2 separate regions of the Mus musculus genome follow, and region 1 is linked to region 2. Evidence: chromatin loops called from intact Hi-C (ENCODE). Cell type or tissue: left cerebral cortex. All regions are shown on one strand. Links, peaks and the distances in the headings refer to the core of each region. The heading gives the core; the rest is flanking DNA.

Region 1 (15,808 bases), core at 3,503-11,502, 49 kb after region 2:
TGGCCACCCTGAGAAACATTTGTTTCTGCCTGCCTCTGGGCTGTGTTGGGATGAGTTCTCTGTTCAAAGTTCATGGTTGTGTCCTGAACTGTTATTCTTTTATTTTATTGCTTTATTTAGTTCTTTCTTTGTTTATTTCTTTCTTTCTATTGTGTAGACAAGGCTGACCTGGAATTCTCAGAGATCCACCTGCCTCTGTCTGTCAGGTGTTGGGATTAAAGGTGTGTGCCACCAACATCCATCAAGAAACATTAATTTTATAGACATAACACATTTTGAGTTGTAAAGAGACCTGATTGTAGGGTGAGTGACCCCATTATCTTGTAACAAATGGCATCACCTAACGCCTGCCACAGTGTTAGTCAGATGGCAGATACTTCAGCTGGTCCACAAGAACCTAAGATTTCCAGTTGTCAGTTCTTAGGTGGGTTGTTGGTTCTCAGATGGACTCCACAGTGTGCTGGTAGGACCAATATAGAATCAGCCATCTTTGCAGTTAACAATGTATTCTCAGAGCTAGCCATCCCCATGACTTTGTGGAAACTTCTTTCCTGGCCCTTTTTCAATATGTCAAAGTAGGATTTTTATTTCGTAGAGAACAAAACAGAGATGTGGTATTGAGCTGTTGTAATAATGAGTCTTACAAGTACATGCAAGAATCGCACCTTGTAAATAACTCAAGATAGGATCCTTAGGACTGGCGAGATGGCTCAGTGCATAAGAGCACTGACTGGTCGTCCAGAGGTCCTGAGTTCAAATCCCAGCAACCACATGGTGCCTCACAACCATCTGTAATGAGATCCGACGCCCTCTTCTGGTGCGACTGAAGACAGCTACAGTGTACTTATGTATAATAGTAAATAAATGTTTGGGCCTGAGCGAGCAGGGTTGACTGGAGCGACCGGGACCCGACCTGAGTAAACAGGGCTGACCGGAACGAGCAGAGGTCCTAAAATTCAACTCCTAACAACCACACGAAGGCTCACAACCATCTGTACAGCTACAGCATACTCACATACATAAAAATAAATAAATAAATCTTTTTTTTTTTTTAAAGATGGGTTCCTTAACTCCAAGAGTTAAGCCAGCAAGGGGATTTAGAAAGGATATTTGTAAAACAATCCATTAATTTACCATGCAACCTTGTTGTACATGGTAATTTATACAGACTTTTCCACTCAGGCATTAAGTGTAATCTTGTCAAGACTTGATTTTCTATTACCTTAAAAAATATTAGGGGGCTGGAGAGATGGCTCAGCGGTTAAGAGCACTGACTGCTCTTCTGAAGGTCCAGAGTTCAAATCCCAGCAACCACATGGTGGCTCACAACCATCCGTAATGAAGTCTGATGCCCTCTTCTGGAGTGTCTGAAGACAGCTACAGTGTACATACATATGATAAATAAATAAATCTTTAAAAAAAAAAGAAAAAAATATTAGAATTTGGGGCTGGAGAGGTGGCTCCGTGGTTAAGAGAGAGCACTGACTGCTTTTGCGGAGAACCTGTGTTTGAATCCCACATACAGCAGGCAGCTTACAACCGTGGTCGCTGATGAGGTGAATATTGAAAATTTGGTTTTGGAAAAAGAAAAGACACACAGAGCAAAGAACAATATTTCAGATCTGGATTTATTTGATTTCTTAAAAGTATGTTTACTTTTAAATTAATTAATTATATCTTTTGAGACAGTTACTTTGTATCACCCTGGCAGTCCTGGAACTCTGTAGACCAGGCTGGCCTCAAACTCAGAAATCCCCCTGCCTCTGCCTCCCAAGTGCTGGGATTAATGGCCAGCAGCAGCCATTTTTTCTTAACATTTATCTTTCTCTTTTCTTGGCACCTCTCTAAATCTTCCTGCCGAAAGTCTACATTAACATGCTTTTATTTTTTTCTTTTTCCTGGCCCTTCCCAGGTGTTCGGCTATGACAAGATGAAGCTGGATGTCTCCTTCCCAGACGCTGGCTGCCAGCAACTCCTGGAGCATGAATGCAAGCTATGTACTTTCCAGGAGAGGCGAATGGTCACACAAGTAGCTGCTGACCCTCTGGTGAATAGTCAAAGGGATACATGGTCCGAACCAGCGATGGGAACAGCAAACAAGGCTTTCCCTTGGAAGGTCCCAGCAAGGTGTCTGGACCCACGGCCAAGTGCACCTGCTGTTGTGACCAAGGAAAGCTGGAGAGAGGCAGGCTGAGTCTGTCTGCAGGCACGTTACGGATGCCAGTCTGAGTCCTCAACTCGGTTATCATGAGCCAAGGAGAAAAGGAGATTCCTGGACTGACAGATACTCCTGGGCCCCAAAGAACTGCAGAATCGGAAAGCTTTTCAGTCTTTCCAAAGAAGCTGATGGTGCCAGTCAACACGTTGTGAGAAAGCAAGCAAAGAAGGGAAGAAGCCCAGGACCACAGCCCCCAAGATCCAAGACCCAGCATCTCCTTACTCCACCTGTCCTGCAACAAAACACCAATGTATTGTTCAGTAGAGACTAGGTGCTATGGAGATGGAGAGAGGCTGTAGAGCTAAGCGTTGCTATGGAGACCGAGGAGAGGCTACAGAGCTAAGCCTTGGGCCAAGAGAATGAAGGAAGCCACAGAAAAAATGCCAAGATCAGACTGCCAAGAGATGTAGGCTGCTTTTACCTCCAAGTCAAAGTCAAGTAAAAATGAGTAACAACAAATGAGCCGACCTTCAAAAAATACTTTGTTGGGTCAGCCAGGTGCTCAGTGGGTAAAGGCACTGTGTCCAAGTTTGCTGACCTGAGAACCATCCCTGGGACCTACCTGGTGGAGGAAGAGAACTGACTCCAGCAAGTTGTCCTCTGTCTCCCACACGTGCGCTATAGCTCTCACATGCACATACCCAATAAATAAATAGATTTAAGACACCTTAAAATTAAAAAGATATATTTTTTAATTAAACCCTATCTCTATTAGTCCACAGTTCTTTTCTGCATCAAAGCCATTGATCCCAATTTGACCTGATTAAATGTCCCTGAAGCACTGAGGGTAGGACCCAGAGTGCTGTGGGTGAGAGGAGGGAGCTTTGTGTCCCTGGGACCCTTGACAAGGTGACAAAATGCCTGACTAGAAGCCGAGTAGGCAAGAGACAGGTGTTCAGATCCTTGAGCCAGAAAGGTGAGATGTGTTTCTGTCCAGGGTGGCAAGAACTGGCCTGCTGTCCTCACAGCCCAGCCACTCAAAGGGGCATCTCCCAGATGATCCTAAATCCAGTCAAGGTGACAGTAAAGACTCGCCAACTGATGGGATATAAAAGGAAAGATTGCATTCTTCAGTAACTGTTGCAGGTGATCCCACAGAGGCGGTGGGTGAGGGGGAACAGCTGGGAGTGTTCTCTGGAGGGTGAGGAGGCTAAGTGAAGCCTTCTGGGAGACAACACCGACAGAGTTGGGGGTGGGGTGGGGAAGACAGGCTGATACCTCTTTCGGGGTGACATGGTAAACAAACCTGAAGTTCCTGGGGAGTGGCCTAGACAAGTTTTACAGGACTTAATCTTCCAAAAGCAAACCCCCATCTCCTATAGGAGTAAGAACAGGTTCAGGGCAGTTACTGTAACCCGTGATGTTCCAAATAGCTCGCTTCTCACTCAGATCTCTCTACCTGCCCATCACGAGTCCTCTGTGCCACCCCATGTTTTACCTCATCATCCACAACAGTCTTGCTAGAGTCTTGGGGACTGTCTCTGCCTAGGAAAGACCAAAACAGGATCCAGTCAGACTTCAGAAGACTAGAGGCTAAAGGAGGAACTGCGGTGGGCTCCCATGGGCTCCAAGGGTCTCAGAGATCACTCCTCACCACACTCACCTGCTTCTTGGGTGTCACGCCTTCCTCTCCCACCTGAGGAAAGAAAAACCACATATGGGTGGCATGGGAGTAGGGAGTCATAAGGGCCTAGACCAGTGGTTCTCTTCCTTCCTAATGCTGTGGCCTCTAATAGAGTATTCTCATGTTGTCATGACCCCCACCTATAACATTATTTTGTTACTACTTCATAACTATAATTTTGCTTCTGTTACAAATTGTAATGTAAGTATCTCATATGTCGGATGCCAGAGGACAACCCCCAAAGGACTCTCGGCCCACAGTTTGAGAACCACTGGTCTAGCAAAACCCCTTAGTTCTGGGCCCAAGGGAAATTAAGTTTTCTTTTTCTTTCTTTCTTTCTTTCTTTCTTTCTTTCTTTCTTTCTTTCTTTCTTTCTTTCTCTCTCTCTCTCTCTTTTTGTTTAAATATTATTTACTTATTTATGAGTACACTGTAGCTGTCTTCAGCTACAGCAGAAGAGGGCATCAGATCCCATTACAGATGGTTGTGAGCCACCATGTGGTTCCTGGGAATTGAACTCAGGACCTCTGGCAGAGCAGTCAGTGCTCTTAACTGTTGAGCCATCTCTCCAGCCCCCCCCCCCCCAAGGGAAATTTCTAGGACTGAGGTGATGTAGGACCTCCTTGGAGTTTTGTCCCCAGTGAGACCTTTGCCTGTGACAGCTGGTCATGAGGTCCCAGGCACCAGAACCATTCTCAAGAAGAAACTGCTGTTTAGTCCCCTTCACTTAAGGTTAAACAAAAAGGCTCCAGGCTAAGAGGACTGTGGATGCTACATCCTGTTACCTAAGTAGGGTATGCCTCTACCTAAGGCTTCAAACCCTCAATGGGACAAGGAAACCCAGAACACATTTCTCCCCTACCTGCATTCTTCTTCATGCATATGCAAACCACACAGAGACAAATGATGAACAAAATGAAAACCATGGCAACAATCCAAATCCAAGGCTTTTGGTACCATGCAGGCTCTGGGAAGCAAAGGGAAGTGAAGGGAGGGAAGGGCAGGAGAGGGGAAGAGAAGGTGAAGACCATTCATCTCTCAGCCCTGACCAGCTCAGGGTCTACAGAAGGCTCCAGCTTTCCCTGAACCCAGCTCTGCACCCACACCCTCCTTACCCCATCTCAGGATGAGGGGCTCAGGCAGCCCCTCATGGTACACATGGCATGTGTAACTCTGCTCTTTCCCAAGAGGCACCACCACAGCTGCCCACTTCTGGAAGGTTCCATCCCCTGCAGGCCTGGTCTCCACAAGCTCCATGTCCTGGGTCAGCTCCTCCCCATTCAACTGCCAGGTCAGGGTGATGTCAGCAGGGTAGAAGCCCAGGGCCCAACACCTCAGGGTGACATCACCTTCAGGTCTGGGGTGACGGGTCACATGTGCCTTTGGAGGGTCTGAGGGAGAGAGTTGAAAGGATGAGGCATCGTGCTTTCTTCTGGGGACTCAGCAGTGTTCATGTGACCATCCTGGGGTGGGATTATGGTGTCCATCATCTAGACACCAGCTAGAGCACCTGCTCCTGGGAGGATCTGCTCTTAGGGATGCCTTAGGATGTGAGCAGGACAACATGGACAGGAGGCTCCAGGTCTCTGCAGACTCATGGGAAGGGCTTCTGGTCCTCAGCTGGGTGAGGGCCAAGAGACTGAGAAAAGCTGGAGTCTGACTCCAGAGACACTGAAGTCTGGGGCACAGAACAAGTTCTGAGAAATAGCTCCCAATTGGCCTAGGATCATTGCTCAAGTCAAGAATTTGTTGATCAGTTACTAAAAGATTGGTCTCCAAAATGAATTTCTTGCTAGTAAGAGAGGGGTTGTCCTGTGAAGAAGTCATTGTTTTGTCACAGATCTGGAACACAAGAGCCTCTTGCCTCTCTGGACTTGGGGAGGAGTGAGAAAAGTCCTTCCCATTCACCTGCCTCCCTCTCCTCTTTTGCGAATGCTAAGGATCTAAACCAGAAGTTGTGCTTGCTGGGGAGTGCTCAACTGTGAGCTGTACTCCAAGTCCTCTCTTCCCACCCAGCACCTCCAGCTCTCCAAACTCCCAGCAAGTAGCCTAAAGGAAACAGACATGGTTTGGCTCCCCTGGGCACCTGAACGCAGCAGCCTCTCCTTCCCTTTTTCCAGGTATTTCTGCAGCAGATCTGAGCAGTGGCTCTTCAGGTCCTGAGAGATGTGAGGTACAGTGCTGTTTCCCACTGTACAGGAACTTGGGTTTTCGTTCAGGGTGGGGAGATCCTCGCTATCATAGGCGAGCTGGTTGTACCAGAGACACAGGTGCCGATCTGGCTCCACATCGCAGCCTTGCAGCCACTGTAGTGTGTGAGAGTCTAGGAAGGACATAGTTGGTGGTCAGTCCTGTCGCAGCAACACGAGTAGAACACAGACCAACTCCAAGTAAATCCCTGCAGACTCTTGGTTTTTGAGGAACTGGGCATGTGTTGGGTGAAACTCTGGTCTAGTGAATATGGACAACCCTGGTACATCCTTGGGATGGGTTCGGATCACTCACCGTCCATGCTCTTGTTGTAAAAATGAACCAGGGTCATCAGATTCCTTTCAGACAGCTGTCCTTGAATTGTGACTATACGAGTCTGCTGCTCCCAGTTATCTGCTTCCTCCTGCTCCAGCCAGGGTGCCATCCTCGGAGTCTCCTCCTTGCTGCTGAAGCGCAGGACCTGCATGTCGTCCACATAGCCGACGATTATGAACCAGGGCTCCCCAAGGCCAGGCCGGGACACAGCGGTGTAGAAATACCTAAGCGAGTGTGAACCTGGGAGGAGGAGCGCGATGAGACCCCGACCTCCTCCTCCTCGATCCCCATCTCGATCTCGAGCGGGAGTGCGGGCCGGGAAGGGAGCAGGGCGCCAAGCTCGGGACAGCTGAAAAAGGGGGGCTGGAGGATCTTGCTGGGTGGTGCAGAGACTGGGTGGTGCTATCCCTAGCCTTCCCAGTAGAGACAGTTTCCCTCCCCGGTCTCACTCACCCAAAGGGATCCGAGTCCAGGATGGTCTGGCATCCAGCTGCAGGAGAAGGGCGCAGACCACAGCGGCCCTGAGGACCCAGGACATCTGGGACTGGGCAGATCTTGGACAGCTTTATAAACTAGAGCGACAGCGATTGTATTATCTCAGAACCCAACTTCAAATTACAGTCGCGAGTGATTGGAAAACACCAGAAAATCTGAATTTTAAAAGTAACCAAATGACACTACCTCTGGTCGCAGAATCGATTGTCCCAAACTGATCCTCTGTTTTATGTTGGAAATTCTTCCAGTGGCAAAAGCCGCCACTGGGTCTGACAATTCTGCAGGCCTACATCCTGCACCTTCTTGCTCTCAACCCTGCCTGGGGAGAGGAGGGTCGCAGAGAGAGCAGGGCGGTAAAAGGCGTTCCTTTCTCCCACGTCATGACTTCCTTTCTTGCCTTTTCATCTTAGCCCAGCGATTGGCTTCTTGTCGTCGTTATTAGCCAATCAAATAATTAGGAGAAATTGCCCTACAGAAAGTGAGAACTAGTGCCAAGTCATCAATATCTAGGCAGAAAAACTCAAGAGAAGTTGGGGATTCGAAAGTGAAACTAAGCCAATTAGGGACTCTCCCAGCTACTTTCCTCTTGAGGTCCTGAGAGTCCTTGCCTGCCAGGGATTTGCACAGACTCCCAAAGTGCCCAGAAAGCGCTGAAAGAGCTGTTCCTTCACTCCGTCTTCCCGAGACCTGTTCAGAGGCTGTCTGTGGAATCCAGGGGAGACTGCACACTGATCTCAGGCCCTCTCATGGGACACAGGACTCCTCCAGAAGGAAACATCCCAGGGCCCATGTTGGCAATAGCCAGCTTTTTGGTAGAATTCACTGGAGACCTAGGTGAGATCCCTTCTCCTGTCTGTCTGTCTGTCTGTCTGTCTGTCTGTCTGTCTGTCTCCCTTCAGGACTTTCCTTTTTAGGCCAGGCTTGCCTCAAACTCAGGAGATCCACCTGTTTCTCACCCCCGAGTGCTGGCATTAAAGACATGCACTGCCAAGGACCAGTGAGTTATATTTTCTCAATGAACCTGCCAAGTTGACTAGCTCGCATTATGGAGTTTTGCACAAGGTTGGGACTCATCTCTGAAGCAGAGTTCTCAAAGCTCACAGGGAACATGTGGCAGGATTCCATTTCTCAGTTTCTGGGCAAGGTCCCCTGTCCTTGCTGGATGGAGCAGAGCAGGAATGTTGGTTACTCTCCATGGACTTTGGGTTCTTTGGGTGGCTTTATGAAGGCCATTGGAGGAAATCTCCTGTGTAGAGTCATCACACTGTGGGTCTGGGCACAGAACGCAGTCCTTTTAATATTTGCCCTGATCAGGACAGTCCCTCAGAGTAAAGTCAGCTGGTTCGGAGCCCTAATGACTTTTGCAGAGTCCCTTCACTGAACTAGCATTTGATGGACTGACCTTGTGAAGGTTAATAGTCAGGGTGGTTATTGGGGGAGGGCTGGGGAGAAGGAGCCCAGCACTGCCTCATTCTTCTTTGTGTGGGAAATGGTTGTCAGGGGTCATGAAAATCTAATTGAGCTAGAGTGAGGGTGGTAGTGAATGAAAATGGTACAGCCATTTCACAGTTCTAGTCGTGGTGAAGGAAAAGGAAGAGCTCAGACTGAACACAGCCAGCAGAATAGACCTGGCCATGAGAGGGAGATGGGGGAAGGCAGTCGGAGGAGAGAGAGAGAGAGAGAGAGAGAGAGGGAGAGAGAGAGAGAGAGAGAGAGAGAGAGAGAGAGAGAGAGAGAGAGAGAGAGAGAGAGAGAGAGAGAGAGAACCAGGACAGGGAGAAGAAACAAAGTGGCCAAGAGCATCTAGCCAAGGGAGCTGTTGGCTGGCAGCTGGGCTGAAAGTTGAGAAGATGAGGGATGGAAAGGGGTGAAGCTTAGGGTCTGGAGAGGTTCAAAGGGTAGGGGGTGGGGGTTAGAGATACTGAGAAGAGCCAGGACTCTGGCAGAGGTTCTCAACCTTCCTGAAGCTGAGACCCTTTAACAAAGTTCCTCACATTGTGGTGAGCCCAACCATAATGTTATTTTTTGTTGCTACATTATAGCTGTAATGTTGCTGATGTTGTGAATCATGTAAATATCCATGATTTCCAACTAAGTTTGGTGACCATTGTGGAAGGGTTGCTGGACCCACAGGTTCAGAATCACTGCTGTAATAGATAATGGATGCTGAGAGAAAACAATGTCTAGAGTCCCCTTTGTTAGGATAATAGGAATCCCAGTTAGGGGTTAACACCCTATTTAGCTGTGAGAATTTTAATTCTTAAAATAAGGTGACAAGAATACTCCCTTATGATATCTTAGGGCAGGTTGAAAGGCTAGTTAGGATAATTCCCCATCTTTGAAAGCTCTGGATTTCAGAGTCCTAGAACTCCACGGGATGATTGTGGGAGATTTGCATTTCTCAGTTATTGCTACTATGTAGCAAAAAGCCAAGTACAGTATCTGGAGACTCCAACCACTGATACTTCTCACAGTGTGGGACATCAAGAGTTTGGTGAGCCTGGCTCAGGAGCTCTCCCAGGTCATAGTTGTGTTTTTCTTCTTGCTGTGTTTTCTCAAGGCTTTACTAGAGCTGGGGTCACATGAGATATGGCTTCCTCTTATGGCAGCTGGAAAGGACTCAGGTTCCTGCTGGTTGTCCCCAGGAGTCCTCTGTGCCCTAGGTCTCTCTTGAGATTTTTCTTGACAGAGCAGCTGACTTCTCTGGAGCCAGTCTTTAGAGAGAGAGAGAGAGAGAGAGAGAGAGAGAGAGAGAGAGGAAGAAGAGGAGGAGGAGGAGGGAGGAGAAGATGAAGAAGAAGAGGAGGAGGAGGAAGGAGGAGGAAGGAGGAGAAGAAGATGAAGAAGAGGAGGAGGAGGAAGGAGGAGGAAGGAGAAAGAACAGGATAGTGACAGAGAGAGAATGAAATCTGTACGGTATGCTCAGTATGCAATCCCAGACCACAGCTCACCCACCAGCCTCCCTCCTTCAGGAGTAGAGTGAGCAGGTCCTGAACACCCCCTCTCCACAGGAGGAATTAATTTTACCTCTGCGAGGAAATAAATAGCTGTCTCTGTTAAAACCTACACCAAAATCCAGTGTTACCCAACATCCTGTAAGTCAGAAGAACGTTTGCTCTATCTTCTCTATTTTATCTTTAATCAAATTCTTCTCTATTTTATCTTTAATCAAATAATACGAAAACTTGGGAAAACAAAGGAAGACACCGGTCAGAATTTCTTGAAAGATCTTTAAAATAAAGTTCTTTTTAAAATTTAACCCGTTTATTTTTTATTGTTTTGGCAAGCATCACACAAAATTTGCAAAACTGCCCTGCTCGGGATAGTTACACACTCTTGTGTTACTTCATAGGAGCTGTAAATGTGTATGATTGATACAATTCTTGCTGAGTCACATTCCAGAGATTTGACATTCACATTTCCAAGCTCAGACTAAAGAAAGCTCAGGAATTCCCATTAGACCAGCAGCACACTTACTTCTATCCTCACGTGTTATTTTTAAACTGACATTTGACATTTAAAGTATTATTTTTGCCTTTATACAAATCTGTCTTCATTTGTGAAATATAGCATATAATGACAGGCAATTCTATTTTTTAAATCAAAGTTTATTTAATGACAATGTATATTTTATAATGAATTTGTAGTAAAATATTGATGTTTAAACAAAGCATTTTTTATATAAAGCCATGTTATAGTGTGCAAAATTCGTTTAGAATATTGATGGTTCACCAAAGCTCATGTGATTGCCTGAGAACATGACTGTAGGTTTACTGAGGGCAGAGCAAAATTCACAGCAAGGTTGATGATACCCTTGTCATTATGTGTGTTAAGAACTGATGGTAGAGCCGGGCGGTGGTGGCGCACGCCTTTAATCCCAGCACTTGGGAGGCAGAGGCAGGTGGATTTCTGAGTTTGAGGCCACAAGGCCAGCCTGGTCTACAGAGTGAGTTCCAGGACAGCCAAGGCTATACAGAGAAACCCTGTCTCGAAAAACCAAAAAAAAAAAAAAAAAAAAAAAAAACTGATGGTAGAGCCGGGCAGTGGTGGCACATGCCTTTGATCCCAGAACGTGGGAGGCAGAGGCAGGCAGATTTATGAGTTCGAGGCCACAAGGCCAGCCTGGTCTACAGAGTGAGTTCCAGGACAGCCAAGGCTTCAACAGAGAAACGATGTCTGGAAAAACCAAAAAAAAAAAAAAGAACTGATGATAGCCGGGCAGTGGCGGTGCACGCCTTTAATCCCAGCACTTGGGAGGCAGAGGCAGGAGGATTTGTGAGTTTAAGGCCAGCCTGGTCTACAGACTAAGTTCCAGGACAGCCAGGGCTATACAGAGAAACCCTGTCTGGAAAAAAACAAAAAACAACAAACAAAACAGAAAAAAAAAGAACTGATATTGCAGGGGCTGGAGAGATGGCTCAGTGGTTAAAATCACTGGTTGCTCTTCTAGAGGACTGGGGTTCAATTCCCAGCACCTACAGGACAGCTCACAACTGCCTGTAACTCCAGTTCCAGGGGATCCTACTCCCTCCCCAGACTCCAGGCAGGAAGGTTGTGCACAGACACACATTGGGCCGAGAAAACCATACATATTAAATAAGTAGATAATTTTACATTAAATAAATAAATACATACATAAACAAATCAATAACTGATGCTGAGAACCAACTGTGTGGGAATCCTCATAACCAAGAGCCCTTGGTTTCACAAAGTGTGATCACCAACAACCTAACTGGCAGAGACCTCATTGCAGTCTCTGCAGGCCATAGTGGTTCCTGCCTTCAACAAGGCACTTGGAAGGCAGAGACAGGTGGATTGACAAGGTCTACAGAGTGAGTTCCAGACAGTCAGAGCTACATAGTGAGAGCCTGCCTCAAAACCAAACCAAACCAAACCACCAATAATGTGAGAACCACCAGTAGATTTGATGTTCATTTTCAGAGGCAGAAGATAAATCTGTATTTTCCAGTGAAAATTTGACAAAAGTCAAGCCCTGGCGTGTTTTCCCTCAAGTTCTAAGGTTAAAAAACTGCTTAAGTGTGTGGAAGTATTGTTATTTACATCACACAGTCCCTCCACCACTTAGCTCCTGACAGCAGCTGAGCCTTCTATATCCAGGAAGACCTTCCACTGGAGAGCCCTGCTGTGAAGTGTCAAAGCTGGAATGCCTTTAGCAAGTGTTGGTGTGAGAATCCAACACAGTCACTGTGTAGCTGCTCCCAGACAGTTGCTTGCCCTTAGGACCAGAAGCTTGAACTCAGAGACTTGTGACTCTGCCATGCATGTTTTCTGAGTGAGGGTGAATAACATGTTACAAAGTGGAGCAGGGTAGAACACAGTCTCCACAGGACTGCATTCCAGTTCCTTCGTCCTTTCTGTGATCCTACAGACAGGAGTTAGACTCTGGAAGATTGGGGGGAGAGAGGGTAGAATCTCAAGGCAAAGGCCCTGGAAGGAGGACATGTTCTCCTTGGGAGAAGTTCATGTCCTCAAGGCAGTCTCCTGAGTGTAGGGGCCTAGTTGGGCCTTGGGGGACAAGGATGGAAAAACACTTACTGCCATTAATCAGGCACCCCAAAGGAGAATGAGACAGGCACTACTCACAGGAACCAGAAAGGGCCTACTACTCCATACAAACTAAAATGGTGCAGAAATAAACACAGAAGAAGGTAGAAGAGCCAGAGCCAGGACTGAGCCAATGCTGTGATCAGTCCCAGCTGCCCTGGCTACTTAGAATCCTGGGGACAGGACAAGGTCAAGGACATCCCCCTGTCTCTTGGATCATAGAGTCTGTCAGCCTCTGGTTCCACCAAGTAACAAGGACAAAAGATCTGAGGAGGACAGAGCTGAGAGTGACCAGACCACACCAAAGTGGTCATGAGCTGGGCTCTAGATAGGCATGACCACAACCTCTTCCTGTCCCACCTGACGCTCAATGCAGGAAACATAGTTTCTGGAAGGTTCTCCATGCTGCCATTATTTCTGCCTCAGCACTCTGAATATTGTCAGTCCCTTAATTTACCCACTAATCAACCCTCAGCTCAAAGATTTGAGCATTCAGATTCCTATGTTCAGTGTGGAAGTGAGGAGCTGCAGCTCAGGGCAGCTTGGAGCTGTCAGGATGCAGATGTCCCTTAGTGCGTGCTGGGCCAGGAAGGATGGCTGTGGAAAGGAGAACAGGCAAGTTAGGGACAGGGTCCTTGTGTGCTAAGGTAGCCTGGGCTTTCCAGGTTTTTTTCCATTGTGCATAGAGGAAAAGCAAACAGTTTTAGACATTTCTAGTTTCTAAGTCAGAACTATCTCAGGGAATAAAAATAAGAGTCAGGACATTCAATATGAAGCCATCTCTAAGGCCCACCTCTCATTCAAAGGTCTAGATTTGAGTGGACCTGGGACCCAGTCCTCTCCTGTTTGCCTCAGGTCCAATCCCAGAACACATGTGTTACCTTTCAAGGTCTCCAGAATCAAGTCAGAGCCCTGGGCACTGTTGCTGCCTGCAGTAGAAGAAGTAAGACATTCAGGAGACTGACAGGTGGGGCTGGAGGAGCTAGTATGGGCTGCCTGAGCTCCAGCTTCACCCCAAGATTCTCAGAGACAATCTTGCCTCCCACACCTACCTCCAGCTGGAGCATAGACTGTTATTAGACGCGTTCTCACGACCGGCCAGGAAGAACACCACAGACCAGAATCTTCTGCGGCAAAGCTTTATTTCTTACATCTTCAGGAGCCAGGGTGCAGGAAGCAAGAGAGCAAGAAGCAAGAGAGCAAGAAGCAAGAGAGAGAGAAAACGAAACCCCGTCCCTCTTAAGGAGCATTCTCCTTCGCCTCGGACGTGTCACTCCCTGATTGGCTGCAGCCCATCGGCCGAGTTGACGTCACGGGGAAGGCAGAGCACAAGTAGTCATAAGATACCCTTGGCACATGCGCAGATTATTTGTTTACCACTTAGAACACAGCTGTCAGCGCCATCTTGTAACGGCGAATGTGGGCGCGGCTCCCAACATCTCCCCCTATCCTTTTAATAAGAGCAAATAGGCCACCCATATTAATGAGAGTGGAGATAGAGGTCAAATCCCCAGTGTGTAGGTAAAGGAGCCATGTACAGGATTAGCTCTTAGGCTTACAGGCTTTTACCCAGAGCAACCCTGACCTGCTCCCGTGTCGTTTTGCCTGGGGGAAGGGAACTAGGACACTGAACCTTCATGAAAGATGACATGTCTCCCTAGAATAGGCTCATATATGCCGCAGAGCCTTTCCATTGCAGTGCTTAGCCTTGCAACTCTCTCGGGCTGCTGAAGCACACTCACTCTATCCCGTGCAATGAGTCTAGCCTCATGGGATATAAGAGCTGAGTGGCCAGCGACCTATTGCCTAAGCATAGATATATCAGGGGAAGCTCCATGTTCTAGTCCTGCAAGCGCCTGGGCAATAACCACCTTGTCTCTCCTAGTTTGGGCCTTAAGCTTACAGACCAATCAAAGAAGCAACACTAATCCACAGCAAAGTGTATCTCCAAATAATATTAATCCCACCCATTTTTTAAAGAAAGAAAATGCTGAGGAGATCCAATTGGGTAATCCTTTGGTCAGGGACAGGTCCAAGCGCGTGGAGTTGACCTGAAGTCTCAATTCCCGAAGGGATCTGTTCAAATTCAGCCATCCAATTCTGTAACATATACTGAAAAAGACTTTTTGACAAATTAGCTGCCCTAGTAAATTTAACATACTGAATGGAAATAACACACAATCCCGGAAACTTTTGTTCACATCCCTGCTGAGTTATTTGTCATAATACATCTAGTTGTATCTGGACAAGATCTATGAGTTGATTAACCAGCATGAGACCTCTCTGTATCTTGACATTAGCTGAGGCCTGTTCATCTATGACTGTAGTCACTGAGGCTGACAAAGTGTTAATGGTGTCAGTCATCTGGACCTGTCCAGACAGAGCCAAGGCTGTCTGAATCAAGGCTAAACCCAGTTCCTAGTTAGTGGTAAAAAGCAGGAGAATACTTGAGCATTATACATCACCGTCATTGGGAGTGGAAATATCGACATTATCCCCCAACGCTGCTCTCTCTTTATTATTGACGCCCTGGACATCACCAAGACGAGGGACATTAGTATTCCCTTGGTCAGTCTGGATTTTTCGGGTGAGTCTTTCTGGTACCCAAAATGGGTTGTCTTCATTCTGTGGGAAAACACAGATAGCTCCCCTGGATCTTATCAAAATAGGATCCGGGCCATACCATTTATTATCAAGGACATTTTTCCATTTAACCATCTCATTGGGCCTATCTGGCTCTGAACAATGACGTTCAGCCGCAGTATGGCCATGAACATCAATATTTAAAAAATTGAGTGTAAAGAGTGCCAAAGACACCGACACTCTTGGTGCTCGGGGTAAAATCTCTTCAATTCCCCTCTTCTGTTTTATAAGATAGGCTTTGAGGGTGCGATGCGCACGCTCAACAATACCCTGTCCTTGAGGGTTGTATGGAAGTCCAGTCAGGTGGGTTACGTCCATCTGACGGCAGAACTGTTGGAATTTTTGAGACGTATAAGCTGGTCCATTATCAGTCTTAAGGAGTCTGGGTTTCCCCCAAGCACTCCATGCCTCAAGACAATGTTGAATCACATGTGAGGCTTTTTCTCCGGTTAACGGAGAAGCAAACATGATGCCAGAACATGTGTCAATGGACACATGGAGATATTGAAGTTTTCCAAAGGAAGAAACATGTGTAACATCCATTTGCCAGACCTGTAGAGGTCGAATACCGCGTGGGTTAATTCCCACATGAGGAACTGGCAAGAACTCACAGCAGCTTTGACATTGAGTAACAATGTCACGGGCTTCTTTTCTTGTCAAGGAGAAACGACTGCGTAATGTTTCAGCCGTCACATGAAAATTGTTATGAAAATTTCTTGCAGCCTCTACCGGGGATG
Region 2 (15,808 bases), core at 4,189-12,188:
GAGCTTAGAGAAAGGAGAACTGGGGCTTGGGGTGCAGTCGGGATTTCAGTTTAAGGAGCCACTGGGAAATATGCAGAGTACTTAATGCCATAGAACAGGAGAAGGTAGGTGAGGAGAAAGCTTGAGGGCTGAGGCAGAGCAGCAGTTAGTCTGGGCAAAGCAGAAGGAGAATGGGAACCAAGAAGAGTCTGGAAGTGAAGTGGACACAGTGCCTGAAGTCTCACATCTGTGGAGCAGGGCTGACAGCTGCTGGGAGCCTGAGGAGGAGGAGTGGCCACCCCAGAAACAGCATCCTCTGCATGGGTCCACCTGGGTAGAGTCCAGAGGCTGCAGGGTGGCACCGGCTTACCCTGAATACTCATGAGGGTCTTGAGAGCAGGGAGCAGGAAGGACACTCACCTCACCAAGTCAGGATGAGGCTCTGTATTAGGAGATGGGCAGATGCACCTCCAAAGAAAGTGCTGTGCTCAGGTCCGGCCCAGTGTACTAGGATCTCCAAAGCTGCTGTGTATTTTTTTTTTTTTTTTTGTCTGTGTTCAAGCGTTCAGTCAAAGGGGCTGGAGAGATGGCTCAGGGATTAAGACCACTGACCGCTCTTCCGGAAGACCCTGGTTCAGTTCCCAGTACGCACTGGTAGCTCACAGATGTCTGTAACTTCAGTCCTAGGGGATCAGACTCACACAGACACATGCAGGCAACAACATACTCAATGCACATAATATAAGATAAATAAGCTACCAAGAGGACAGTCACCAGGGGAACTCAGTAATTGGTAACACACATAGCTGAGTCTTTAGGGTTGTGGGTTTGTTTTTGTTTTATGTGAGGTTTCTGTTGTTTCTAAACAGTCTCACTGTGCAGTTTAGGCTGTCCTCAAACTCTGAGCTATCTTTCTGCCTCAGCCTTTGAAGTGCTGGGATTACAGCCACGTGTCATCACACTGGGCTAGGAGTTTTACTCGGAGAACAGAAAAGTCTGCTAGTCAGAGGGGAGCTGTCTCCTCTGCTACCCCTGGAGAAAAGGTAGCCTGGTGTGCTCAGAAGGAGCTGGCCAGCTTGTGCATCTCCTCTCAAGTGCTGTGTGTGGGCGGAGCTGTGTGCCACAGGGCTGGGCTTTTGTCAGGTGACTGAGATGCAGGACCAGGAGCTCAAGGGCAGTGTCTCGGACTTCCAGATTGCTGGATCCTGGACCTGGAGGTAGATCAGAAGAAAAGTAGACGTGCTGAGTGTGGCATAGGCTCGAGCTCACTTTTCTGTTGCTGTAAAGACACACGACTAAGGCAGCCAGTAAAGGAGATACTTCACTGGGAGCTTGTTTACCGTTTCAGAGGATGAATCCATGACCGTAATAGCAGGGAGCATGGCAGCAGGCATGGTAAGAGGGAGGGAGGAGAGGAAGGAGGAACGGGTGGACAGACCAACTGATAGACAGACCAGAGAGACAGAGATATAGAGAGTTTGGGTCTAATGTGGAATTTTGACTCCTCAAAGCCCACCCCTAGTAACATACCTCCTCCAGCAAGGCCATACTTTGTAGACTAGTGGTGCTCAACCTGTGGGTCCTGACTCGTGTGTGTGTGTGTGTGTGTGTGTGTGTGTGTGTGAAGTTCGCACATCAGATATCCTGCATGTCAGATATTACAGTACAATTCATGACAGTAGCAAAAGTGTAGTTATGAAGTAGCAACAGTAATTTTGTGGATGGGGGTTCACCACAGCATCAGGAACTGTATTAAAGGGTCATAGCATTAGGAAGGTTGAGAACCACTGTCCTAGTCCACCCCAAAACGTTCCCACCAGCTAGGGGCCAAGCATTCAAATATCTGTGCCTCTGGGGGCCATTCTCATTCAAACCAGCACAGTGTTACCATGCTGGAGCCCCAACCACTGCTCAGCTTCTCTGGCCCACAGTCCTTTGCATTGCCTTTCTAGGTTTCCCCAATGTGGGGAAGTCCTCTCTGATCAACGGGCTGGTGGGGCGGAAGGTGGTGAGTGTCTCCAGAACGCCAGGCCACACCCGGTATTTTCAGACCTACTTTCTGACCCCCTCTGTGAAGCTCTGTGACTGCCCGGGCCTTATCTTCCCCTCGCTGCTGCCCAGGCAGCTGCAGGTATGTGGTAGAAAGGGGCTGGATCTGGGTGGGGAGGAGAGAGGGTGGACCTGTGCAAGGTGCTAAGTGCTGTTTCCACAGGTTCTGGCTGGAATCTACCCCATTGCCCAGATCCAGGAGCCCTACACTTCTGTGGGCTACCTGGCCTCCAGAATCCCCGTGCAGGCCCTGCTGCACCTGCGCCACCCAGAGGCAGAGGACCCTTCGGCTGAGCACCCCTGGTGTGCCTGGGACATCTGTGAAGGTGGGCTTCCTGGCCTCTCCCTTTTGTCTCTTGTCTACCCTGTCCTCCCCACTCAGATTCTGGCCGCAAGAAAGGAGTTGTCTGCTTGCCCCTAAATTTCTTTACTCTGCTACAATCAAGAACTCTTCCCTGGACTGTGTGGAACACTGAAAAGACTGGGCGTGGGGCTGACGGGACTGGAGCCTGGTTCCCGGGTGTCCCTGACTTACTGTTTTCTCTGTTTAGCTTGGGCAGAGAAACGTGGTTATAAAACGGCCAAGGCAGCTCGAAATGACGTGTACAGAGCGGCCAATAGCCTACTTCGCCTGGCAGTGGATGGCCGCCTCAGCCTATGTTTCTACCCTCCTGGTTACAGCGAACAGAGAGGTGAGAGCCCACGTGTTCTCCACGGTCCCTACTGAGGGGTCAGCCTCAGGGTAGACCTCAAGGCCAGCCAGGGCTACTCTGGGCAGTTCTGGTGATAGTTTACTGATGTGCAAATGGGTGGCTGTGGGGACTTGAGGGCATGCAGGAACTTTGTCAGCTCTGCAGGTAGGCAATCATGTGAGGGGTGCGTGCCAGCATTTGAAGACTTGCCTTTGCCTTCACCTCTGCCCCAGCTCGTTTGCTCAGACATCTGTTTGTGTTCCTCAGGCACCTGGGAGTCTCACCCAGAGACTGCAGAGCTGGTGCTGTCGCAGGGCAGGGTGGGGCCGGCAGGTGATGAGGAGGAGGAAGAGGAGGAGGAACTGAGCAGCTCCTGTGAGGAGGAAGGAGAGGAGGACCGGGATGCAGATGAAGAGGGAGAAGGAGATGAGGACACCCCAACTTCAGATCCTGGGTCCTGCCTAACAGCCCGAAACCCGTATGCCCTGCTCGGGGAGGATGAGTGCTGAGCCCCACCTGGTACCACGTCCCCCTCAGCAGCTTTGCTTCTGGGCTGAGCTGGAGGTGTCTTCCCTTTGCCACCCTGATTGTGAATAAAGATTGTCTGCTTTGTAGCCCCTTCCCCAGGTGGCCTGAGGTGAGAGCGGTCGGTGTGGGCTGACCGCTGTGGGAGGCTTTTTGCCTTTCTTCTTCATTCTCTTTGGGAAGCAGAGCTATCTGAGGCCGCTGCCCACTCTCTCACATAGCACTTTAGGAATCCCCATGGACAGAGGAGGTCTATGGCAGGCTCACCTGGTATTAGCCCTCCTCTCCTTCACTTCAACAGAGTCCTGTTACCCCCTGTTGCCTGGCCTTGGTTTTACGAGCGCTTTGTGGGTGAAGGAGCCGTGGAGGTGTGTCACCACGGAAGCTTTTTATAGGGATTTTCTAGACTCAGTGAACATTTATCAAATCTGTGTCTGGGACTGTGCTAAGTACAAAACCCTTTGTATGGTGCCGGAGCCAGGACTGCTCGTGACCCAGACCTCATGGAGCACAGACTTTGGGATTAAGATGGGTGTGTGAAGGTTCTCCAAATTCTGGGGACCTGTGGATTATATTCTGGAACTTACTGATACTGAAATGTAAATATGACAAAAAGCTTGTGAAAAAAAATTAATGAAACGTGTGCAGGCGGAGACTTAATTATAGCAAACAGCATTCACTGTTGGAGCAGAGCGGCTCTTTAAGTCGCGTCAGGTCCCATTAAGAGCATGGGAGCAAAGAGCGCCAGCTGTGCAGACCCAGTTCTTGAGCCCATTTGCTCTGGTTTGGGGGTGGAGTTCAGACTGTTTAAGGTCTGACCCAGAAGTTGGCAGGTGGCTGGGGCCATCTTTAGGAGTTCTCTGTATCCAGTGGAAATGAGAACCCTGGGCTGAATTCCTGGTGAAAAAGGAGGCAGCCACAGTGTTGTCCAGTTGGGTGGTAGCACAGACTGCAGGGTGTGGCTTGCTCTGTAGAGGCATCTCCTTCAGGGCCTGGGTCAGTAGCATGTTCTCCAGTGCCAGCGCCAATCTGCCAACCGAGAGAAAGGAACTCGAGAAGAGGCTGAGGCCCCCGGCCATGAATTCCTAAAATGTTCACTCCCTTCAATGGCTCCAAGAAGGACATGATGAGTCCTGTAACCTGCACTGCCATACGGAGTTAGAACCACACCATGTGACCGTGCATGAAGGTTATGTACCCAGAATGTTAGAAAGGAGGAAAAGGCGCAACTAAGAAAAATCCAGTCTCTAATCTAGGGCTCTTTGGCCTCACAAACAACACACAGTTGGCCGTTGTGTCTGCCCCTTGATGCTTGTGTTCCCTGTCCTCTGTTGACTCAAGGTTCCCCATGGGTGTTTGGGTGAGTTGGGTTGGGGTGGAGTTGACATGGGGAGCCGTATGGACTTGAGCTGGAGACCTCACTAGAACCATTATTATTATTATGAATTTTTTTTTTCTGAGACAGGGTTTTTCTGTGTAGCTCCAGCTGTCCTGGAACCCACTTTGTAGACCAGGCTGGCCTCGAACTCAGAAATCTGCCTGCCTCTGCCTCCTCTGCCTCTGCCTCCTCTGCCTCCTCCGCCTCCGCCTCCGCCTCCGCCTCTGCCTCTGCCTCCTCTGCCTCTGCCTCCTCTGCCTCTGCCTCCTCTGCCTCTGCCTCCTCTGCCTCTGCCTCCTCTGCCTCTGCCTCCTCTGCCTCTGCCTCCTCTGCCTCTGCCTCCTCTGCCTCTGCCTCCTCTGCCTCTGCCTCCTCTGCCTCTGCCTCCTCTGCCTCTGCCTCCTCTGCCTCTGCCTCCTCTGCCTCTGCCTCCTCTGCCTCTGCCTCCTCTGCCTCTGCCTCCTCTGCCTCTGCCTCCTCTGCCTCTGCCTCCTCTGCCTCTGCCTCTGCCTCTGCCTCTGCCTCTGCCTCTGCCTCTGCCTCTGCCTCTGCCTCTGCCTCCCGAGTGCTGGGTTTAAAGGCGAGCGCCATCATGCCCGGCCCATTATTTTTTTTTTAAAGGCTTAGATCTCACTGCATTCCTGGACTTGCGGTGTAGAACAGGCTGGCTTTGAACTCACGTGGATCTGGAGGCAGCTCACTCCCAAAGGAATTGGGATATGTGTGCTCAGTCAGTGTTCCTATCTTGCTCATTTTATAGGAAAACAATACCAGGCAGAGCTGTCTTAGTGACAGAGAGGTCAGGGAGAAGAAAGGCCATCTGAGGCTGGGGAAAGACTGAGAGGAAGAACATGTGTTCAGTATCCCTCCCTCCTGTGCTCGGGTATCATAGCCATCCTCACTCCCTCGCTTTGGCTGTGGTCGAACTGGGCTCTGGCATGTGGCTAGCCAGTCTAGCGTTCTTTCTACAGCTCTCATTCTGAAGCAGGGAGCGAGCCGGGAGTGGTCCAGGTGAGTTAAGTCATTAGCCCCAACCAACGAGGGAACCAACAAAAGTTAGCCGGCAACTATTTGCCAGAAGTCGTGGGACCAATTCTGTATATTCTTTTTCAATACAGTGTCTTAACTCCAGCAGACCATAGAAGAGCCACCACTGCTAGCACAACTTATTCACATGTAGCTAGAGTGAACCCCCCAGGACTCACTTACCCACTGAACAGTCTCTGAGTTATTAGTACCTGTCAATCACTGCTAAGGGGTAAGAAGGATATCACTGCTAAGGGGTAAGAAGGATAAACAGCCCTTGTGGAAGCCGGGCGTGGTGGCGCACGCCTTTAATCCCAGCACTTGGGAGGCAGAGGCAGGCAGATTTCTGAGTTCGAGGCCAGCCTGGTCTACAGAGTGAGTTCCAGGACAGCCAGGGCTATACAGAGAAACCCTGTCTCGAAAAACAAAAACAACAACAAAAAATAGCCCTTGTGGAGCGCATGGTTTGTTGAGTGATGAAAGTAATACTTTTTTTTTAAGTGTGCTAAATGCTGGGAGAAGAGTGACAAAAGATCCCCGGGGTCCTGCTCAGGAAGTGTTGACATGGCTGGACACTGTGCCCTCCATCTCTGCTCTTTGGATTGGAGCTCATTGATTGGCTAAAATGTCTGGCCAATGAGCTCCAGGAATCTTCCTACCACTTATCTCCCAAGCGCTAAGGTGAACAAACAGCTGGCTTTTTAAGTGCTGGTGGTCCCAACTCAGGCCTGTAAGCCATCTTCACAGCTCTGGACGCTGGATCTTCGCGAGGTTGTGCAAGGCTGAGAAAGAACAGCTGTTTCTGGTGCTATGGGAACCCTGACGGGGAAGCCAGTCTCCTCGAGTCTGACTCAACAGCCTAGAGGAGCAGAGAGGTTCGCGCAGGCCAAACTAAACACTGGGCTAGAGGGGTTCCACAGATGCGGGTCCAGGAAGTGTGTTCTAGCTGAGGGGCTGTTTCTACCATACAGGAGGGTGGAGAGAAACGGTGTACCATGGACAGTAACCCTGGGCACCGAAGAAAGAGGAGAACATACAAAAGGTAGGTGGAAGTGAGAGGGAACGCAGTGTGTGCATTGGTGGTGTAAAGACGCGTTCTGGGGCAACGAGTGCAAGGAGTTAGGAGAGGTTGTAGAGGTCTCCGGCCACGTTAGTAATATTTATTTAGTTTGTTTATATGAGTACACTGTAGCTGTCTTTAGAGACAGCAGAAGAGGGCATCAGGTCCCATTACAGATGGTTGTGAGCCACCACGCGGTTGCTGGGAATTGAACTCAGCTCTTAACCATTGAGCCAGCTCTTCAGTCCCCATTTTAAAGAACGAATCCGTGAAGGTAGGCATGGTGGGACACACCTTTAATTCCAGCACTCGGGAGGCAAAGGCAGTTGAATCTCTGTGAATTTGAGGCCAGCCTTATCTTACAGAGTGAGTTTCAGAACAGCCAGGGCTGTTAAACAGAAATCCTGTCTGGAAACAAAACAGAAAACCCATAGAGCTGGGTGTGGTGGGGCACACCTTTAATTCCAGAGCTTGGAAGGCACAGGCAGATCTCTGAGTTTCAGTCCAGCCAGAGCTCCACCATGAGACCCTGTTGGAAAAAAAAAATAATAAAAATTTAACCCTAGGACTAAAAGGCAGGGAAATAATTGGCTGTAGACCACTGTGTTTGCAACTTGGACATTTATTTGGAAGGGGAAAGTGACCAGAGGGTTTTATAGCCATCCTAGAAGGAAAATGAACCAGAAACAGTGGGGGAAAGACTGTTTGACTGTTTGATAGATGGACAGGCTGTTGGATTGCTTCTCTCTCTCTCTCTCTCTCTCTCTCTCTCTCGTGTGTGTGTGTGTGTGTGTGTGTGTGTGTGTGTGTGTGTGTGTTGGTGATGGAGTTGTAGAGTAAGGGAACAGAGTGTAGCATGGCTCTAGTTTGGCATGTTTGTTATGGGCGATCTCCAGAGACAATATATGCAGACAGTATATGCAAGCACAGCTTGGGGAAGAGATGCTGGCTGGAGACATTGGGCACCATCAGCATAGAGGTGGGAGGAGAGGAATAGGTCATCTTCAGAGTGTAGTGTAAGCTGAGAACCTGTGTAGGAAGAGAGGAGAATTTGCAGGCGTCTTACTTCTTGTCTGGGAAGAGGAGTAAGCCAGTTAGAGAAAACCAGGAATGTAAAGGGGAGGGAGGAGAGAAGGCCCAGAGGAAGACGATGGAGGTTGAAGGTAATTGGGTTGGGGGTGGGGGGTGGGCAGGGTCAGGGTGGCATTGAACATTGTGGTGCAGTGGACCCATTGAAGAGATGAGCTTGAAGGCCCCATATAGCGGATAGAGGTGCAGGCATTGGAATAAGGATGTAATTGTCAAGTAATTTGGCTATGGGGTGGAGAGAAGGCTCAGCAATTTAGGAGCACTTGATTCTCTTCCAGGGTTTCTAGCATTCACACCCAGCAGCTCACAACAGCCTATAACTGGTGGTGACGTTCAGATAGCTGTGCGGCTACAGCTCATCTTTATGTTGAAATATTATGTATCAGTAGGTAGTAAGTAATGAGTAGCTGCAACAGCAGGAAAAACACTTGGAACTCAAGATCCCCACAGCCTTGGGTAAAGGGTCGGTCCACCGCACCTGCGACTCCGCAGTGCCACCTGCTGGTCAAGATGCGTCATGGCTGCGCAGAGGAAACCCTGACGTCGCGCGACGTTCGATGGAGCTGGGCTGTGGTGCACCCCTTTAACCCCAGCTTTTCAGGCTGAGACAAGAGGATTGCTGTGAACAGATAGGCTATCCTGGGCTAAATAACAAGACCTTATCTCATACCACAAATAAAAATTATCTTAGAGCTATTGCGTTGCTGCTGTTTTGAAACCGTTTAGCTTCGTTCTTCTACTCGTAGCAGATTTCAATGGTTGGAAAAAGTCATTTATTTATTTATTTATTTATTTATTTATTTATTTATTTATTTATTTATTTATTTATTTATTTGGTTTTATTTTTTGAGACAGGGTTTCTCTGTGTAGCCCTGGCTGTCTTGGAATTCACTCTGTAGACCAGGCTGGCCTCGAACTCAGACACCAACCTGCCTGCCTAGTGCCGAGTGTTAGGATTAAAGGTGTGTGCCACCACGGCCAGCTCGAGATAATTTCTAATACCATCTGACAGTCCATTCTTTGGGTGAAATGGTCCCCCATAGGTTCAAGTGTTTGAACGGTCGGTCCCCAGCTGCTAGCGGTTTTTGGGGAACCTTTAAGAAGGTGGAGCCTTGATAGCGGAAGTCCCACCCAACGGGTGAAGAAGACGGATGTGTTTCGCCCGTGGGCTTGGCTTTGCGTCTAGTCCGGCGTCGCAGACCGGTTTCGCCATGTCTCTTCCTCAAACGGTAAGCCCACGAAAACCTTTTAAAGTCGCTGTTTGTTTGTTTTGGTCAGAAATGTCGGTTATCAAATCTAGAAAAGCGTACAATCGTCAAGCCTTCGCAACTTGAAGCGCCTACTATAGTATTTTTCATTTTAATTTTCTCGGCTCAACTAAGCTTACTTAGTAGATTTATTCATTCATTTCAGGACAGGTTTTCTCTGTGTAGCCCTGACTTTCCTGGAGCTCGATCTGTTGACTAGGCTGGCCTCGAACCCAGATCTATCTGCCTAGGCCTACGGAGTGCTGGAAATAAAGACCTGCACCACCATGCCCGGCCCTCATTAGATTTTAATTTCCCCAGCTTTATTTATTTAGGTGTAAGTGACAAAAATTGCACACGTTTGAAATATATAACGTGGTGTGTTAAAACACATTGTTTAGGGCCGCGGAGGTTGCTTAATCGGTAAAGAGCTTGCTTTGTAGCACAGGACCTCCGAGGTTGATCATCGGAAATCGCTTTAAAAATGTGAGCGTGGTGGCTTGTTATGAAAACCCAGCTGGGAGGAAGACAGGCCGATCCCCGGGACTACTCGGGACTACTCGGTGAACCGCAGTAGCCTAAGTAGTGAGTCTTAGAGGAAAAAAAAATGGAGGCTGTGTTAGGAAAGATACAGTTGTCCTCTGGTCTCCACTCTTCACACCTTATAAAGGGAATGGTGGTAGGCACGGTGTCTCACTCCTTTAATGCCAGCATTCAGGAGGTGGATTTCTGTGAGGTCAGGATGAATGAGCCATGGAAGAGATTAAGCCAGTTACTCAGAGAACTCGATATTGGTTTTTTTTTTTTTTGGAGGGGGGGGGACTGGGGGGGGGGCGGTCTTGCTATGTAGTAGGGTCTGGCCTGGACTCTGTCTGCCTTTGCCTATTGAACGCTAGGATTAAAGGCATTCGCCACCATGTCTGGTTGAAATGAAGTTCTTGATGTGTTAGAAGTCTAATAAGCAGGGCTGGAGAGAGGGCTCAGCAGGTAAGAGCACCGGCTGCTCTTCCAGAGGACCCAGGTTCAGTGTCCAGCACTGGTGGCTGCATGCAGGCAAAAATATTCATACATTGGATCCTGGGTGGTCACAGGAAACATTGTTTAATGAAAGTTGCTAGCCCAGATCACATTCTTGCTGAGTTGAAATTTGGTGCTGGTAGTTCATAGCATGTCCGTACACAGCAGGGAAAATACAGATGGTATTATCCGCCCGAGAAGATTGCTCAGACATGGGTTTAAGCCACTAGAAAGTCTTTAGTAGCTGGCTGGGGGTGACACTGAGTGTCCAGGCTCCCAGTGTCCCCGAGTCTTTCTCTGAGTGAACTTTTTTTTTATTGTTTTTTTTTTATTAGGTATTTTCCTCGTTTACATTTTCAATGCTATCCCAAAGGTCCCCCATACCCCCCCCCCCCGAGTGAACTTTTAAACACCAAAAACCATGTTCTGGGTTGACATACTTGAGTTAACAAGAACAGTTATCCAGAAGCAGACAGCAATGTTAGTACATTTAGACATTTCCCCAGAACTACAGACTTTGATGGATTAAGTCTTTGTTTTCATTTTGTCCGGGGGATACTGTCTTGGTGCTGAGTTTTACATCCTGAATGGCACTTCCATCATGGAGTCACTTGTGCTAAGGTCTCAGAGGCCTACTGAGTGGTTGTTATTGACTATCTTGTTAATAACAAGACTATTAACAGAGGTGGCTAAGAATTGACGGAGAAGTGTAAGGCCTTGAGAGACAAATCACGTGCTGGGGTCCTTGGTTAGTGTGATTACAGAGAGTTTGGTATGTCCTAACTAACTGCTTCTGACAGGTACCCAATGCAAAGGGCAGACAGAAAGCCTCTTATACCTTTTATGGCTTCTGAGCTGAGAGCTAGCTAGCCCTGGCTTCTCAGTATAGTAGTGGTGGTCTGGCAGTGCCCATTAAATATGCTAAGGATACTAGTGGAGATCCTGAGTCTGCTACTGCCCCCGGCCCCCTTCCCCTCCCCCCTCCTTTCTCAGGAAACACCTTCCTAGACACATCAACTGTTTAATAGCATCTTGCTTCATAACGAGTGGCTGTCTTCTTCTGGACCTACCTCCATCAGCTCTCATTGCTTCTAGGCCAATAATGAATGTAGATGAAAGGATTTTTCAGAGTAGAACGGGGCGTTTTGGAAGGAGATTGCTACACTAAAGAGTAGCAGGGCCGGGCGTGGTGGCGCACGCCTTTAATCCCAGCACTCGGGAGGCAGAGGCAGGTGGATCTCTGAGTTCGAGGCCAGCCTGGTCTACAAAGTGAGTTCCAGGACAGCCAGGGCTATACAGAGAAACCCTGTCTCGAAAAACCAAAAAAAAAAAAAAAAAAAAAGAGTAGCAGGGTTCTGCTCTCATTCTCCTCTCCTCCCCTCCCCATCACCTCTTCCCAGTACCCTTATGTGTTCTGTGGCTGGAGAGCGACCAAGCTGCTGCTGGATCGAGTGATGGGATCCCCGATACGTGTTGCACCGTTTTGCACCACTAGGGGATGCAAGCAGGCCTTGTCTGTGGTTTAGGCTGACAGTTCTAGGCGGCTGTCTAGAAAGACCGAGAAGATGGAGATTCTACGATCAGTTCCCCAAAAGGTCACTAGAGGGCAGCATCTGACAGGAGGTTGCATATTGGCAGGAAGGCTAGGTGACCCTGGCCCAGCCAGTCACGAAGACAGGGCAGGCAGGCTTCGTCTTACTCACCTGCCAAGAGTGAAGCATGAATCTGGCCAGAATTCTAACGAGGAGCAACCATCTTTCACAATTGTAGCTTGATTACTTTGCATTCTTTCTTTGAATTCATCTTCACAAGGATTGACAAACATTTTTTCTCCTGTCTTAAATGGTTATGTCTGCCACAACAGTAAATACTCAAAACCTGTTGCTTGGTTATCCTGCCACACTTTGCTCTTCTCTATGCTAGCGGGAGACTTTGTCTATATTATCTCACCTTAAATCATGCTCAGTGATGTCACTTTGCAGGGGTTGGTTTTGATTTTTTTGTCTATTGTATAACCTTGACTATCCTGGAACTCACTCTGTAGACTAAGCCTCTTTCGAGCTCCAAAAAAACCGACCCCTCCGCCCCTCCCCCAGCCCCGTGCCAAGATCAAAGATGTGCCCCGCTGCCCAGCTCACTTTGCATTTTTTATATCACAGAGATTAGCAAATTTGAGGCCGGAGAGATCGCTCAGTCAGCAAAAGCGCTATCTGTACAAGCACGAGGCTCTGATTTCAAATCCCTTGCACCCGAGTGAAAATCAGCCTGGTGGCAGCTCGCAATCCTCTCACTAGGGAGGCAGAGGCGTGGTGATGGGGGTTGGTGGGTGGGGCTTCCAGGCCAGTCAGGTTTGTTGGGTTAGCCAGCTCCTGTGGGCTTGGGGTGCGGGCTGAATAAAAAGGGACCGGCTACTAGGAGCACTCCCCACTCTCTGCTTCTCGATTGTGGGTGCAGTGTGACCAGCAACCTTGCCTTCCCAGCCATGGTAAAGTGAGTGTATCTTTCAAAGGGTGAGCCAAAAAAAGATACTTCTTTAAGTGTTTTGTTTTTTCTTTTCTTTTTCTTTCTTTTCTTTTTTGAGGTATTTTGTTTCAGTACTGAGAAAAGTGATGGCTACTTTGTGACATGTAACTTACTCACTTAAGGTTTAGTTCCTCAATTTGGATGCTTGGTTCCCAGTTGGTGGAGTGTTGTGAAGGACTAGGGGTGTGGCCTTGTTGGAGGAGGTGTGTCCCTAGGGTGGCTTTTAAGATTTTGAAAGTCCTTGCCAGACCCAGTCTGCCTCTGTCTGTCTGTCTGTCTGTCTTTCCTCTGCCTGTGGATCATGATTTAAAGCTCTCAGCTACTTTTCTAGCGCCATGCCTGTCTGTTTGGCATGCTTCCTCTTGGGATGGTAATGGACTAACCCTCTGAAACGGAAAGCAAGCACCCAGTAAGTTTGTTTTCTTTCTTTCTTTTTCTTTCCTTCTTTCTTTCTTTCTTTCTTTCTTTCTTTTATAAGGAGAGGAGACAGAGGGAGAGGGCTAGAGGAAGGGAGACACTGGGAGAGACTAACTTAAGTTGTAGAGGAATCAGTCTGTGTTCAGTGGAAGAGGCTGGCAGGTGCAGTGGCAGTGGCAGTGGCAGTGTGGGCAGACACCAGGGCACTTATTGGTAGTGAGGGGAAGGGATAGCCCAGAACACTGTGTGTGAGAGGCAGCTGTTTCCTCTCCCTCTCCCCCCTCCTCTCTCTCTCTCTCTCTCTCTCTCTCTCTCTTTCTCTCGCTCTCTCGCTCTCGCTCTAATAGTTATATTCTCTAAAATGGTTACATTATTAAATTAACCTCATGCAAGGCCATCATCACCTGCCTCCTGCTGTACCTTAACTGCTTTGTTTGCTTAAATAAGAATTAGGGAAACAGATTATTTAATTACTGGGAAACTTGGGTTGATGAGAAGGCTCAGTGGGTAAAGGCACATGTCACCAAGCTTGATCACGTGAGTTCCAGCTCTTGGACTCACATTCTTGGGTAAGAACCCACCATACAGTTTGTTATCTGGCCTTACACGTGTACCTTGACAACCACGTGCCAAATTCCTAAGAGATGGAACAAAGTTCTAAATAATGCTAAACATCTTTTGTTGTACAAAATAAAACAATTATTGAAGTTAGCTTGACATTTTAGTACTTTAAATAATAAATATAATTTTTCAGATTAACCACCTTAGGGACGCTTCAATGGCAGTAAATATATCCATATCTTTGTGTGACCATCCGTACCATCTGTCTTCAGAACTTCTTCACCTTGTAAAACTGAAACTCTGTATCCATTAAACAGAAACTTTTCATTTCTCCCTTTGGTCGGCACCCGACAGTAGTCCCAGGTTGCAGATGTTTGCCACACACACAGTACCCGACCACTTCCTTTTGTTAGAATAACCTTAACTCCCCACGTGTTTCTTCTAAATTTAGCGTTCACCTCCTTCTCTCTTTGTGCACCATGTGGGTACAAAGCCTGTGGAGAAAAAAAAGCTTGAAGCCCTAGTAAGAGATACACTCTTGGGCTGGCGAGATGGCTCAGCGGGTAAGAGCACTGACTGCTCCTCCAAAGGTTCTGAGTTCAAATCCCAGCAACCACATGGTGGCTCACAGTGTACTTACATATAAGTAAATCTTAAAAAAAAAAAAAAGAGATACACTCTTTTGTTTGTTTTATGTATTTAGGTAAATCTTTGTTTAACATATATTTTTGTTTTATGAGTGTGTATATTTTTGTCTGTGCACCATGTATGTGCCTAGAGCCAGAGTTACAAAAGCTTGTAATCTGCCATGTGGGTACTGAGAACTGAACCCAGGTCCTCTGTAAGAATGCTCAACAATCATAGCTGCTGAGCCATCTCTCCAGCCCCTTATTTGGTTTTTTGAAACAGGGTCTCTCTTGATGTAGCCCTGATTATACTAGAACTTGCTATGTAAACCAGGTCAGCCTTGAACTCACAGAGATCCGCCTGCTTCTGTCTCCTGAGTGCTGGGATTAAAGGCGTGTATCACTGTTCCTGGCTGAATGTAGGTTTTAAGTTTCACCAAACCTTGTTGCCACCAACCTTGAGAAATATGAATTGGACCCCACAGCACACTAGCAAAGATAGGAGAGATGGCTCAGTGGTCAAGAACACCAGGCTGCTCCTGCAGAGGATCACACGGTGGCTCACAGCTGTCTGTCACATTTCCAGGGCATCCGAGACCCCCTTCCAACTTTCTAAGTTCGAGGCCAGCCTGGTCTACAAAGTGAGTTCCAGGATAGCCAGGGCTACACAGAGAAACCCTGTCTCGAAAAAACAAAACAAACAAACAAACAAAAGTTAAAAAAAAAAAAAGATAAGAATTCAAAGATGTTTATTGGGGCTTAAGAGAAGGCTCCTTGGGTACAGGGCATATTGCCAAGCTCAATGACTTAAGTTTGATCCCCAGACCGCATGTGAGAACTGACTCCCACAAGCTGTCCTGTGACCCTCACATGTACACACATACACTCACTCACCCACTCACTCACTCACTAAATACATGCATGTATACTAACGATTTTTATTAGTTTCTTCTTTATCCTCTGGCCTTTATGCATACCATATACTGTTGTAACTCCCGAATTACTGATACTAGAGAGACTATACAATGTTGTACAGTTTGCCTCTGTGTTCCCTGCCAGAGGCTCCCATCCTCCGTCCCCCTCCCCTAGCATTAGAATGGCATTCAACTCTCCTGCTGTTAAGCAGCAAAACTGCCTGTCCTTGAGACCTTAGAGAAATAACAAGCTCAAGGGAGACCATGGAAAAAGTAAAAGGTAAACAGAGGTCGGGTCACAGACAGCTATGACTGGCCATAAAAGTAGTCCTTGAACAAACAGCCATTAACCCCCCCTCCCTCCTGCTTCATGGCGAACCGAGTTCAAACTTGGAAATAAAAGACTCTTTTGCGAGTTGCAGTGGACTTTGCAGTTTTTAGACTCATCTGGATTTCCTGGGGACCCAGGGCATAACAATACCACGCAAGAGCTTGAGTCTTTTGTGTGTGTGTGTGGTTTTTCAAGACAGGGTTTCTCTGTGTAGCCCTGGCTGTCTTGGAACTCACTCTGTAGACCAGGCTGGCCTCGAACTCCTCCGCCTGCCTGTGCCTCCCGAGTGCTGGGGTTAAAGATGTGCGCCACCGTGCCCAGCAAGAGCTTGAATCTTGTCATCTCTCTGCCAAGTTCACTTAGTCATTTCTACC

Evidence for each region. A loop is a pair of places that touch in the nucleus more often than their neighbours do. Peaks named below come from ENCODE experiments on the same cell type or tissue, not always from the same donor. Only the 100,000 strongest peaks of a DNase experiment are listed, where the experiment ranks them.
Region 1: it touches region 2 in a loop (2.6-fold over the local background); 24 of 42 quality-filtered maps call a loop at or near these places.

Annotation. Positions count from the first base shown.
Region 1 is chr17:36,035,521-36,051,328 of GRCm38, forward strand. H2-T22 (histocompatibility 2, T region locus 22) reads right to left here and starts at 7,222. Exons shown (of 9, transcript NM_010397.5): 1 at 6,822-7,222; 2 at 6,348-6,608; 3 at 5,929-6,165; 4 at 4,958-5,233; 5 at 4,705-4,809; 6 at 3,822-3,854; 7 at 3,657-3,703; 8 at 3,465-3,534; 9 at 2,887-3,256. The coding sequence starts at 6,906. The coding sequence ends at 3,231. Gm6034 (predicted gene 6034) reads left to right here and starts at 7,441. Exons shown (of 3, transcript NM_001034909.3): 1 at 7,441-7,697. The coding sequence starts at 7,610. It overlaps A930015D03Rik (RIKEN cDNA A930015D03 gene), which reads left to right. Exons shown (of 2, transcript NR_015618.2): 2 at 1,913-2,654. In left cerebral cortex, for the core only: no CTCF peak of the experiment used is centred there; a DNase peak (open chromatin) is centred at 7,308; H3K4me3 peaks cover 1,586 bases; H3K27ac peaks cover 209 bases.
Region 2 is chr17:35,985,534-36,001,341 of GRCm38, forward strand. A930015D03Rik (RIKEN cDNA A930015D03 gene) reads left to right here and starts at 8,971. Exons shown (of 2, transcript NR_015618.2): 1 at 8,971-9,027. It overlaps Gnl1 (guanine nucleotide binding protein-like 1), which reads left to right. Exons shown (of 12, transcript NM_008136.2): 9 at 1,932-2,110; 10 at 2,192-2,354; 11 at 2,580-2,720; 12 at 2,988-3,929. The coding sequence ends at 3,229. In left cerebral cortex, for the core only: CTCF peaks have their summits at 8,304 (motif pointing left) and 11,616 (motif pointing right); DNase peaks (open chromatin) are centred at 8,308, 8,937, 9,504 and 11,620; H3K4me3 peaks cover 2,630 bases; H3K27ac peaks cover 1,888 bases.